2 separate regions of the Homo sapiens genome follow, and region 2 is linked to region 1. Evidence: chromatin contacts called from ENCODE Hi-C or POLR2A ChIA-PET data. All regions are on one chromosome and are shown on one strand. Each heading gives the region's core, a stretch centred on a gene start or an enhancer-like site at or near the end of the contact. The rest is flanking DNA. Distances are from core to core; before and after follow the strand shown. Region 1 overlaps MAP3K5 (mitogen-activated protein kinase kinase kinase 5). Region 2 holds the start of WAKMAR2 (wound and keratinocyte migration associated lncRNA 2).

Evidence for each region. Hi-C counts contacts between places; a loop is a spot of excess contacts on that map. ChIA-PET counts read pairs that join two places held with the same protein, here RNA polymerase II (POLR2A). Pooled maps may share reads with other maps.
Region 2: POLR2A ChIA-PET joins it to region 1 with 14 read pairs in activated CD4-positive, alpha-beta T cell. The contact joins the promoter of WAKMAR2 here to the enhancer-like site in region 1. A Hi-C loop is called at or near these places in 2 of 50 pooled maps. POLR2A ChIA-PET finds 5 or more read pairs at or near these places in 2 of 52 experiments (activated CD4-positive, alpha-beta T cell and activated T-cell).

What each region holds. Positions count from the first base shown.
Region 1 is chr6:136,769,791-136,776,299 of GRCh38, forward strand. The region is part of intron 1 of MAP3K5 (mitogen-activated protein kinase kinase kinase 5); the gene reads right to left. Among named protein-coding and RNA genes, the nearest start is that of MAP3K5-AS2, 11 kb to the right of the region's middle. RefSeq lists a silencer at 3,261-3,555. Within about 2 kb of position 3,063, at least 13 of the 41 ENCODE cell types and tissues checked have a DNase peak (open chromatin) inside an H3K27ac peak, as active enhancers do.
Region 2 is chr6:137,864,108-137,870,475 of GRCh38, forward strand. It overlaps WAKMAR2 (wound and keratinocyte migration associated lncRNA 2), which reads right to left and starts at 4,126. Exons shown (of 4, transcript NR_049793.1): 1 at 3,535-4,126; 2 at 2,476-2,777; 3 at 1,052-1,213. TNFAIP3 (TNF alpha induced protein 3) reads left to right here and starts at 3,152. Exons shown (of 9, transcript NM_001270508.2): 1 at 3,152-3,435. RefSeq lists an enhancer at 2,689-2,828 and silencers at 2,909-3,048, 3,289-3,458, 3,599-3,698.

The sequences.
Region 1 (6,509 bases), core at 1,813-4,312:
GGAAGGGAGGGAGGGAGGGAGGGGACGGGAGGGAGGGAGGGAAGGGAGGGAGGGAGGGAGGGAGGGGAAGGGGAAGTGGAAGTGGAGAGAAGGGAAGGGAAAGGAAGGAGAAAGGGAGGGAGGGAAGGAGGAAGAGAAAAAGAGACAGTGGGAGGAAGGAAGGAAAAGGTGAAGTTTAAAATAGACAGCTACTATATACATCAGTAAGTCCTATGCTACACTAACAGTGACTAAAAGACTGCTACTCAGTTTGCCTCTTCCTGCAATGGAAGGGGAGACCATGTTCAAAATAGGTTTCAAAATATTTGGCTTTATAATGGCCTCCCTTTTTATTTTTATTTATTTTTATTTTTTGAGACAGAGACCATGTTTATTTTTTTGAGACCATGTTGGGGCATCTCTCCCCTAATGGATGGACTGAGGCATATGGTAAAAGGGAACTCTAAGCCCCTTTCACAAATTATATTACAGTATAATACAATACATACAGAACAGTGCACTGTTTATAATAGCAATTCTGGGCAAAGTAGAAAAGGTTAAATTATCTTCAGTATAATCCTTAAAAGCAAGGGAAAAGATTTTTCATACAAATAACTGATATATTTCAGACCATGCCATGACCAAATACTATGTGTTATTTAAAGAAATGTTAAGTTTATAAATTTCACTTAGCCCAAAAATTGTTTCTTCTCATCAATCATAGTACATTTCAATACAGACGTATTACTTTTCCTATATCATACAACAAAATAAATTCAAAATGGAGGTAAGAGTCAAGTGTAAAAATAAAATATATTAAACTTTATAGAATAAAATATAGGCCAGATGCAGTGGCTCACGCCTGTAATCCCAGTACTTTGGAAGGTTGAGGCAGAAGGATTGCCTGAGCCCAGAAATTCGAGGCCGCAGTGAGCTATGAAGGCACCACTGTACTCCAGCCTGGGCAACACAGCAAGACTTTGTCTCTCAAAATAATGAAATAAAACACAAATGAATACTTCTCGGATATATGTATGAAGCAAGAATCTGCACTTAAAAGGGATAATTTTGACTAATTAAAAAATCTGTCAGGAATTCACACAAAAATTATCATAAACATAAAACTGAGGAAAAATATAATAAATTTTTAAAAACAAAGGGATAATATTCTTAATATGTATACAACTCCTTATTATATTAAAGGAATCTAAAGCACATTTCTGGTTTTAAACACTAGATGTCATTTAATGTGATGTTAGGAACTAGACATGGAAACCAATTTCTGTATGAAAGTACGTTTGAGGCTCCTGTGGGCCAGCCAGCAGGTATGGAGAGTAGAGCAGATGCTTAACCTACAGCTCTGAGGTCTGGGCTACAAATATGAATTAGGGAGTCATCCGATACTCAAAAAGGCATTTTCTTCATTTCACATGAACCAAAGGAATGAAACCTAGCTGATTTCCCCCTACTGCAAACAGACAACTTACTACACTAATCTCATTATTATTATTATCATTATTATTGCTGTCATCAAAAAGCACTCTGTACTGAGGTAGAAGTCAGGACTTGACTCCAGAGGTGGGGCTTGGACACCGGACCAGATTGAGGACTAGCTAAAACAAAGCCAGAGCAGAAGCAGCTGTCAACAACAAAATGACATGCCCACCAGTGTGCCATGTCAATTTACTGTTGCCATAGCAATACCAGGGAGTTACCACCCCTTTCCATGGCAATGACCTAGTGACCCAAAAGTTACTACCCTTTCCTGAGAAATTTCTGCAAAAACAACCCCTTAATCTGCATGCAATTAAAAGTAGGTATAAATATGACTGCAAAGCTGCCCTGAGCTACTACTCTCTGCCTACTGGGTAGGCGTGCTCTGAAGAAGCAGTCACAGAGCTGTAACACTGCCTCTTCAATAAAGCTGTTTTCTTCTACCTCTGGCTTGCCCTTGAATTCTTTCCTGGGCAAAGCCAAGAACCCTCATGGGCTAAGCTCCACTTTGGGTCTCGCCTACCCTGCAGCAGCTCTATCTCAACAACCCGATATTTTAAAATATGTTCTTTTTTGAAAATCCATGTTTCCAACCTGAGAGCTGATTTTCAAAATAGGTTTTCAAAATATTTGGCTTTATAATGGTCTCCCTTTTTATTTTTTTTTTATTTTTTGAGACACAGTCTTGCTCCATCACTCAGGCTGGAGTGCAGTGGCTCACTGCAACCTCTGCTTCCCAGGTTCAAGCGATTCTCCTGCCTCAGCCTCCCAACTAGCTGGGACTACAGGCGTGTGCCACCACGCCCAATTAATTTTTGTATTTTTTAGTAGAAATGGGGGGGGGGGGTTTACCATGTTGGCCAGGCTGGTCTCGAACTCCCAACCTCAGGTGATCTGCGCCCCTCGGCCTCCCAAAGTCCTGGGATTACAGGCGTGAGCCACCACACCCAGCCTGTGGTCTCCCATTATTTTGAGGGGGGGGGAGACCTTAGTCCCTAGTAAAGTAATTCTCTAGCATATTAAGTATATGAAATGTTTCTATGCAAATGTGTTCCTTCCTACCCTACTGTGGTAAGCATGGCACAGAAGACCCTGTAGAAGATATCATCAGAAACAGCAGTCAATACTGTGCACCTCTCTGTATACAGATAAGGCAGAAGGGAGTTCATTCCAAGATGTGCAGTAAAATAATTCAGAAAAGGATGGTTGGGGGCAGTGGCGGGGGGCTTCTTTTTGAAATGAATGAACAGACAATGAAAATGAATGAATGCACATACAGTAGTGAGACAATGCAGGTTAATCCAGGGTTTACTTCAGTAATCTACTGACAGCAGCCCTCCACTGAGGAGGGGTTAGGAAGCTTAAGATGAAGAAAACCTAAAAATCAAGCCGAGTTTTGAAAAAATGTTAACTGTTTCCACTGTAAGTTTACAAAGTAAGGTGGCAAACTGAGCAAAATAAATCTCATTTTTAAAAATGAATCATGTTCACTGTTATGCAGCCAGCATTATGAGCAATTAAGTGTTTCAAGTGGTTGAGAAAACAAGAAAGGCGTTTCAGGTTCCAGTTCCTATTCTTGAGCTTTCAAAAGCCTGTGAAATCTGGCCATTGGGGACAGATGCATGGAAGACTTAACTGGCCTGAGAGATGGGCACTTTCCCTTCCTGAAGAAGTCCTACACCTCTGTAAATTGGGTTCAAGCCAGTCAAGAATTCTCAACTTAAGCTGTATCAGTGTGAATTCAAATTTCTCTAAGTTAAGAGATTCTCGGAAGGAAAAACAACTCTATTTTCAGTCAATTAAAATTAGCAAGAAAACAAGTACATTTACAAAGGGTCATGCTCCAGAAGTTATTCTCATAAGAAAGTGGTTGGGAATTTGCCTTCCACATTCCCATGGAAACCCTGTTAAATAACACCTGAGCCCACAAAGGCCTACTGACCTCATCCCATCTGAGGCATGAATACCAGCAGCCAGGCCACGTGCCTTACCTTGGGAGTAGCCTGCACCGCTTCCAGAGACTGCCTTCTCTCTGCTTTCCTCGTGAACACATTTCTTTAAATAACACTCCCTGTTACATGCCTTCTGTTGTTCTCCAGAAATCAGTCAAGTCACCGTACCTGACATCTACCACCACCTGCTTTCCTGAAACTGCTCTGGCAAAGTTATCAGGGGTTTTCTGATCTCCAAGTCCAGTTATTTCTCTGAAACATTCAACTTCACTGACCTTCGGACAAGCCCTCTTTGCATTGCTTTTAGAGCTAATCCCTTCTCTCTCTCCCTCTCTGAACTTTCTCTCATCTGTTGTGCCATCTTACCATCTTCCCTTTCTCACTAGATGATGCCTTCCTTTGCCCATTTTTTGTTGTTGTTGTTGTTGGTTGGTTCGTTGGTTGTTTTCTGAGACAGAGTCTGGCTGTTTCACCCAGGCTGGAGTGCAGTGGTACGATCTCAGCTCACTGCAGCCTCTGCCTCCTGGGTTCAAGTGATTCTCATGCCTAAGCCTCCCAAGTAACTGGGACCACAGGCGGGTGCCACCACACCCAGCTAATTTTTCTATTTTTAGTAAAGATGGGGTTTCTCCACGTTGGCCAGGCTGGTCTCAAACACCTGGTCTCAAACATCAGGTGATCTGCCTGCCTCAGCCTCCCAAAGTGCTGGGATTACATTACAGGCATGAGTCACCATGCCCCGCCGTCCATCTTTAAATGCCAGTGTTTCCTTAGTTCTATCATAGGCCTTCTCTTTATCCTACCCCTTCCTTATGGAGAGACTCATTTTTTCCATGATTTATTATAAAATGCCTGGCACATGTTAAGTGCTCAATAAATGTTAGCTTTCATCATTATCCTTCAAAACCCAGTTCAAATGTCACCTCCTGTCCAATGTCTTAGCCAACCTCCTCCACACTTCCTTCTCCTCCTGAAGAATCCTCCATGATTTGTGCTCTCAAAGAACCTTACATAAACCTCTAGTATAACAATTAGCACCAGCCTAGGCAACATGGCAAAACCCCATCTCTACAAAAAAAGAATTAAAAAATTAGCCAGCATGGTGGCACACACCTGTGATCCCAGCTACTCAGAAGGCTGAAGTGGGAGGATCGCCTGAGCCCAAGGAGGTTACGGCTGCAGTGAGCTGTGATCGCACCACTGCACTCCAGCCTGGGTGACAGAGTGACTCAGTCTCAAATTTTTTAAAAAACAACAACAACAAACAATTAGCACAATATATATAATACGTTCATAGGCTGGTCTCCCTTACCAGACTGTGAGCCGCTCCAGGAAAGGGATGACATCATTGAATTGTATTCTACAAACATCATTAAGTGTCATCTACAGGTCACACACTGATACAGAAGACCTGGGGCATGTCAAGAACCATAAAATGTGATCTTTGTCATTAACTCACACTTAAGCAGAAAAAGCAGACATCAAAACCAATAACTAAAACACCACTGGGGGGAAAGTGTGATATTCATTCAATCAATCAATCTGTATCAAGTGCCAAGCACTCCATTAGGTACTAGAGGTGCAGGGTTAACAAGACAGAAAAAGAGACATGGAACTATATTCTAATGATTCTTTAAAAAACCAGAAACTGCTCCTTGTTTGTCAGATGTTTCTAACAAAAGGTTTTTCATTATTGTGTAAATTGGACTTGACTTTTTCAGTTGTTCCTTCTTAGTCATATCACGTATGATGCAAGACCTATGGAGCAACAGCTTTCTTTATATCTCCCAAAGAATCAAGCATGATTTGAATACTGAATCCTTAAAGCAAATCAAAATTTATTTAACAGCCTTCAGAGGTCATTTCAAGAGGGAATAGATAGGGCTGCTAACAGAAATATGAATTAAAAAAAAATTCAGATCTTAGAGAATAAAAATAGAAGGATAAATAGTTCCAAGATTATTCATACCTTAAAAGAAAAAGAATGCTAAGGTCAAGCTTATAAGCAACTAGGCAATGTGCTGGATTCAGGAAGAAATTTACCTGGTGACCACATATTAGGTATAGATTATGGCTCAAAAGTTGGGTAATACTTTTTGCTGTGGCTAAATGGGACAATGACAAGTCTTGAAAAAATAATTCTCATAGACTAAATATTAAGTCATTAGAAGCTTGTAACCTAGTCCAGGTCTCAAATTAGGCTTTCGGCACGTAGACCAGGTAACTGAAAACTGAAAGCAGATGAGAGTCTCGAATTCTCCTGTCATAGCCTTTTTCTTCTTCTATGCTCTCAGAAAACCTCCTCATATTAAATGTGGCATATCCTCTGGCACAGAACTCTTTGGGTAACATGCACCTAACTCCCCTGATAATAAACCATGGAGAATAACCCAAAGAACATACAGTGTGAAAACAGAAAAATCATGATTGCTTCATACATCCACTCCTGCAAACTTAGTCCAATGTGTCTAATGATGTTTTTAGAGGAACATACAAGCCTATTAAATAGTTGTGGCCTGGGAAAACTAAGGCATGGCAATATACAAATACCACAGTGCAATTTTGCTTGAAAATTCTCAAGCGATGTCACAACACGGTGGCAACAGCTTTTGTGTGTACAATGCATTCCCTTCTGGGATCACTTGAAGATGAGATCTGGCCCTTCTTGGGCTACTTCAAATTAGAAGTTAACTTGCCTGCAAACAGGTAATGATAAGAAGATCCAATCCTGAATAATCAAGAGATTATCCATCAAGAAGAGTGTTCATTATTTAACATGATAAAAACCTATTTCGTTAATAAAACCTACACTAAGTGGAGAGTCCTGAGTTCTATGAAGCTTGGAAATTGTGAGGCTGTACTTTCTCATTACTTATGTATATTTCACCCAGCAGTGAAAATGTCTCTTCAGGTAAACCAAGGAGATACATCAATATCTTAATTTTAGTTCCAAGTGTATACACGATTCGTCTAAAGTAGAAGAGTGTCACTTGTATGCTATTATGGTTTTGGGGTTGTCTTTTATTTTTTATTTATTTATTTATTTTTGAGACAGGACATTGCTGTCACCCAGGCTGGAGTGCA
Region 2 (6,368 bases), core at 2,876-5,375, 1.1 Mb after region 1:
GGGTGGATCACGAGGTCAGGAGAATCGAGACCATCCTGGCTAACACGGCGAAACCCCGTCTCTACTAAAAATACAAAAAATTAGCCGGGCGTAGTGGCGGGCGCCTGTAGTCCCAGCTACTCGGGAGGCTGAGGCAGGAGAATGGCGTGAACCCGGGAGGCGGAGCTTGCAGTGAGCTGAGATCGCGCCACTGCACTCCAGCCTGGGCGACAGAGCAAGACGACGTCTCAAAAAAAAAAAAAAGAATCAACAACCAATCAACTGTTGCTGATTCTTGATTAAGAAAGGCTCATGAAATATGTTTGAGCTCAGCAGGGTCTCCTCTCACTTGTCACACGTGGTGCTCTCTTTCATCAGGTTCTTCCTGCTCCCCCCATCTGGGCAAGCACATCTTTTTTACTGCATGGTACAGGGATACAGGCTGCAAGCACAGTCTCACGGGAACCGTTTAATTCCAAGAGGTCATGTGTGCTCATTTTACATAGTTCATGACCCATAAACCCCAGCATTGGTGTCAAAATGGCACGTAACTTAGGAACTCTCCAAAAATATTTCACATAATCAGAATTCCTTTTTCATCTAATAAGGAGACATATTTTTTCTCCTAAGTGTCTACTAAATGTTAATAAATATTCTCTTCTTTAAAGAGTTCTGTCCATCTTGACAAGGCCTATAGCTCAAATTAAATCTCCTTCAAGGCTTTTCAGCATTCTATATCTCTTTGGTTTCAACTTATTCAACAAATCTCCCCAAATTGTATTTCTCCTTTTTTTCATAAGAAGGCATTCCATCTATACTCTCTCCTTCTCTTCTTTTCTTTCCTTCTGATTCACCAAGAAAATTGTCATTGGTCTTGTCCATGTGTTACATAATAGAAGGGGAAAAGGCAAGGGTACAGCCCAACACAGCGCTGATTTAGAAGGTGGAAAGGACAGTAAAGACCGCCTGGTGGTGGGAGTGGCAATTCACAAGCCCAGCAGTAGAATCATGGAAAGTGGAGTTCGAACATAATCCAGGGCTATAGACCACTCCTGCATCTGACTGCTATTACCTTGTCACAAATCCTGGCAGGCAAGATGACAAAGCAGTTACATCAGGACAGTTGGCAGTGGCAGGTATGAACGTGGCCCCTCAGGCTTGTCACTCCTCTTTACTGCACTCCCAGTTCATGACACCAGACAGCAAGACATGAGCCAGATAGGGGCAGTGGAAGCTGCAGGAGGATTGAAGTCATGGAGCCAGAGATGAGAGGAAACAGGCCAACTCTGTTTACAAAGGAGCACCAGCAGGAGAGTGGTGTGAGGATTAACATTCCATGCAGGGTCTTTCAGATACATGATCTTCTTCTGCCAGCTCAACTGAAACCCAGGAGGTTTCCTGAAGGTGAAACCAAGACCCTTCTACCTCTGAAGCCGCATTCTGTCTAAGGTCCGTGTTTGGCTGTTTTGAGAGGCTGGGAGACAGGACACCAAAAGAGTACCTGTCTCACAGGATCTTTCCTGAGAGGAATGGTCTAGTAAGACTGGTCATTATGGGCTTTGGAGTAACACAGGCTTAATGCCACTGGCGACTCTGCCCCTTTTGGTTGTGGAAACTGGGCAAATGCCTCAAGCTTCTTAACCTTCATATAAAAAGCATATATAAGCATATAGCAAGTACTTGATAAATGTCATTTTAGACCCTGTCATTTCTGCTAGCCCTGGACTCCAGCAAGGTCCATTTACAATGGATAGCTGACTATCCATTGTTTGAATGTTGATAGCACATTTGTGAACAAGAAGAGAGGACAAATAACAAGAGGTTTGGAACTGGAAGAAATTCCAGCCATCGGTTTTAAAAGACGAGGACCAGTCTTCAGAGAGGCCACTAGTGACACTCTGCTCCAAACTTCTTTTTGCCAAAAAAGTGCCACCCTCCATCCAGCCCCCACCCCCATCTCTGCAAGTCCTTACTGGCGAGAGGAGGATACTTTTCTAATTAAAAACCTGTGATATATGGCCTGACAAGTATTCTTAAATGTAATTAAGGGGACCATAGTACAGAATATTTCCATCCGGTTCTAGTTTAGCCAATCTAGTAAATGATCCAAAGGGTCCCGTGCTTAGAGGGCAGTAAGACAGTAAAAACGCCCTAAGACTCCTCCCTGCACAGCACCTGCACCCCCACTGCCCAGGGGGCTGCATCCATCTCCACATGACTCACCCTCCCTGTGCAACGCATGGGGGTAGGGAGGGAAGCGCCAGTATTATCAGCCATCAGCACCCTGGGGTGAACTGATTATCAGGACAACTAAAAACACACCTAATAAAGCCTTGGAGACACATGGCAAGCACCGTGATGGACTAGAAGCGATTTCTAAGCTGAAATGCTGCTTTGAATGCAATGTCAGCTGGATGCTTGGTGAGCAGAAATAGACAAGGGGAAATGGAGCAAGCGCGGCATAGGGGTGAGTGTTGTTCTGATTCCTAAGTTTACCTAAGACTGGGGCCACGGGGTCGGGTGTCCCCTGGGACCTACGTCTCATGCAGCCTGGGGTCCAGAGCTGGCAGGAACAATGGAGATGGGGACCAAAGGCTGTCACCGCTGCTTTTTCTCGAAATGCCCGCCCGGGTCCTGTCTGGGGCTCCCGCCTACGCGCTCATCACGTGCACAGCCCAAACTTTTCAGAGCCGGCCCGAGGCCTGCGGGCCCGGGCGCCAGGGTGGTTTTTAGGGTTTTCTTTCTTTCTTATTTCCCTTCTTCTTCTCCACAGTTGATGATTTTCTGCAGAAAAACAACTGCGAAAAAGAACCTATTTCATTTCCAGTTCCCATCACCGCGATTTCCACATGGATGTGACGTGACCCCAGCTTCCGAAATGCCCAGGTGACTCACGCGGGGACACCCCGGGGCGGGGCGAGGGAGTTTCTCCGGGCGCCTGCAGGGACCGGGCGGGGCGGGGCAGCGGGGCGGGGCAGGGAAAGGGGGCGGGGCGGGGCCCGCAGGCCCGGTCGGGCGGAGGCCGCGCGCGCCCCTCGCCCCCTGCGCCCTCTGGCGGCCGGCTGGACGCACTTCGCAGCCCGACCCAGAGAGTCACGTGACTTTGGAAAGTCCCGTGGAAATCCCCGGGCCTACAACCCGCATACAACTGAAACGGGGCAAAGCAGACTGCGCAGTCTGCAGTCTTCGTGGCGGGCCAAGCGAGCTTGGAGCCCGCGGGGGCGGAGCGGTGAGAGCGGCCGCCAAGAGAGATCACACCCCCAGCCGACCCTGCCAGCGAGCGAGCCCGACCCCAGGCGTCCATGGAGCGTCGCCTCCGCCCGGTCCCTGCCCCGACCCCCGCCTGCGGCGCGCTCCTGCCTTGACCAGGACTTGGGACTTTGCGAAAGGATCGCGGGGCCCGGAGAGGTAACCGCCGCGCCTCCCGGAGAGGTAACCGCCGCGCCTCCCGGAGAGGTAACCGCCGCGCCTCCCCGTGCCGTCTGCCTCGGGCTCACCGCAGTCAAGGGCTGCGGGTGCATGTTGGGCAGCGACCCCCGGGCTGGCACCGTCTACCTGGCGTTGGTTTTGCAGCGCTCCTGGACTGGGAGTTTGTTGGACGTTTCTGTCTGGGTTTTGAAGTGCTGGGAGTTGAGGTCACTGCTGCAGAGGTTGGAGTGACAGCCCTGGATACCTCCAGCCAGCTGTTCCTTTCAGATAATGCACGGAACTTAAGCTGCAGCTGACTGGTGAAGAGGCGCCCCTCGGGCCCTCCGATCGGGTGGTCGTTGGCGCTTTGCTCCTTTCGTGTCTTTTTTGGAGCCAAGCGTTGCATGCTCATGGCCACGTAGACCTTGCAGAAGCGCTGCGGCTTTTTCCCAAATTGTGCAGGACCAGCCCGACGGGGCGTAGGGTACCGCAGTGGCCGCCAGCCCGGCGGAGGTGGGGGGCTTCAGTCCCAGAGACAGCTTCCCAGACGCTCACGGGTCCTTGCAGGGGGCTGGGGTCCTGGCGCGGGGTTCAGCTTTTCCAGTAGCAGCAGTGTAAGAGAAGTATGCATGTAGACGTGGGTCGCTGGCCCCTGCTCCAGCCCCTACCCCACGGTTAGACTGTCTTTGTCAGCTGGAGTCGTCCCACATCCTGCCACCTGGCCTCTCAGAAAAGCAGTGGCATTAAGTAAGGAAGGAGCTTAACTCTTTTTGAGCCCGCTTTGTTTTCGGTTCTCCTCGCCTCAGATCTTCTTGCCTTGGAAAGCCAGTCTGGTCAAGTGTCTCAGGGTAGCATTTTGGCAGAACCATTGTTAATTAAAGGGACTTCTGGACCGCAACCTTAATGTACCAGATTATTGAGCAGCCAATGAATGCTTCATTCTCATTGTTTAAGGTGCTGCTTTGATTTTTTTTTCAATTCTTTGTACTATTTTTGATTTTTTGGAGAGGCACATCCCCAAATTTGGATGAGGTATTTGTTGATAAATAATTCATCAATTTCCACAATGCAGACAAAAATGTCTGCCCAGAGTGGAAAAATAAAACAAGGGGGAGAAGAGTTTGAGTAACGGAGAAGTTCTGTGGAATCCTAGTGACAAAAGTTGAGAAACTACCTTTAAATAAGACAGTGAGGTAACAAATGTTAAAAAAAAAAAAGTTAAGGGTAATATTGCATTGTTTGCCACTTATAACGTATCTGAAACATTTGTTCTTTAATCTTAAGCGTAGAGTGGTCCAAGACCTGGAAATCTGGGCAGTGGGTTTTGATTTCTAAGGAGGCAGTTTTACAGGCTGTGCAAGGCTAACCCTACCAATGAGATCACACTGGCGTATCCGATATTGACATTTGCATGTCTTGCCTATGGTTTACAGCTCTCACTATTTTAGATCTTTGGTGAAAAATCTTTAGATTCAGAAGAGAAAAATAAAAGAGTCAGGCAAGCAAAAAGAGATAACACCTCATTTGTTTAAAATCTTCCTACTGCCCATCTCTTTCCATCTGATTGTGGCAGGCACTGTAGCCACAGGTTTGGTGTTGTGGGATTGCAAGGGGCAGGTATTGAAAGACCTGGCTCCTAGGCAAAACTTTGCCCCTGAATGGCTGTGGGATCTGAGCAGTACCTGTAACTCCATTGCCTTAGCTGCAGACTAAGGTGGTAGTGTAATTTCAGGGAAGGGAATAAGGTCATCTTTGACTTTTAGTCCCATCATCAAGCATGGTGATTGGCCTTCAGTAGGTGGTCAGGTAGTGCTTGTTGGGTGGATGGGTGGATGGATGGATAGATGGATGGATGGATGGATGGATGGATGGATGGATGGATGGACGGACGGACGGACGGACGGATAGATGATATTGTGAAAGAGACTTTTGCTGTGCCACAAAGGAAAGGTATATGTGTTATTTTTATCCTGCTATGATTTTGCCCAATTCCACCTGTAGAGGACGTCTGACATCAAAAGAGAGCACCATCTGATCCAGAGAATGACTCCCACTATGCCTTTCCCAGCAATCAGATTAAGAATCCCAATCTAAAACTATCACCAGAAAACTCCTCAGGAGAAACCATGGGTCATCTAGTCCAACCTCTCTCCTTTGAGTGGGCCACAAGAATTATCTCAACACCTTATCAATGGTGTTGAGAGTCTAGACCCACACAGAAGTAGCTACCCTAAAATCTAGGTTTCTTCTCCTCCCTCTTCCATAGGTTTAACATTTTTATTAACTGGAAAGTTGCCCTGGCAAATAAGATGTTGCAGGAATGGAATTAACAATCACTGTGAAATTTCCTAGGGAATGTCTTTGTGCTCTGAAAACTTCTTCATCTTCTTGGAAATTAGGAAGTGTGGCCAGACACCCTACTAAGGGCTAGTAAATCACAGCTGGCTTTTTACAGTGTTCCACACTGGAGAGATCCTACATCATGTTAATTTGCATCATCCTGCGCTGTTGGCATGGGTTGTAGATGCTGGTCTTTGCCACCTTTCCTCCTTCATTTGCCAGAGTGGCCTCCTGGTGGAAACTTCTTTCCTTGTCTACTTCTAGATTTTCATTCCTTCTACTAGTTGATTATGCTTAAAGATTTCAGGGTGAAAAGCCAGGCAGACTTGCCTCTGTGTTGGTACCTGGAGGGTGATGATAAAATTTCATTGGCAGTTGAGTTAAAATGATTGAGCTCCAATATCTGTTCTTAGAAGTATAGAATTTATTGTTCTATTATTATTTTGCGGTTTTTCATTTTTTGTTTTCGTAGAGACCTAGGTCTCACCGTGTTGCCCAGGCTAGTCTCAAACTCCTGAGCTTAAGTGATCCTCCTCCCTCGACCTCCCAAAGTGCCAGGATTAAAGGCATGAGCCACCATGCCTAGCCTATTGTTAGTCTGTTTCTTATTCTGATATGAAGTCCGGTGCGGAGGTTCTGAA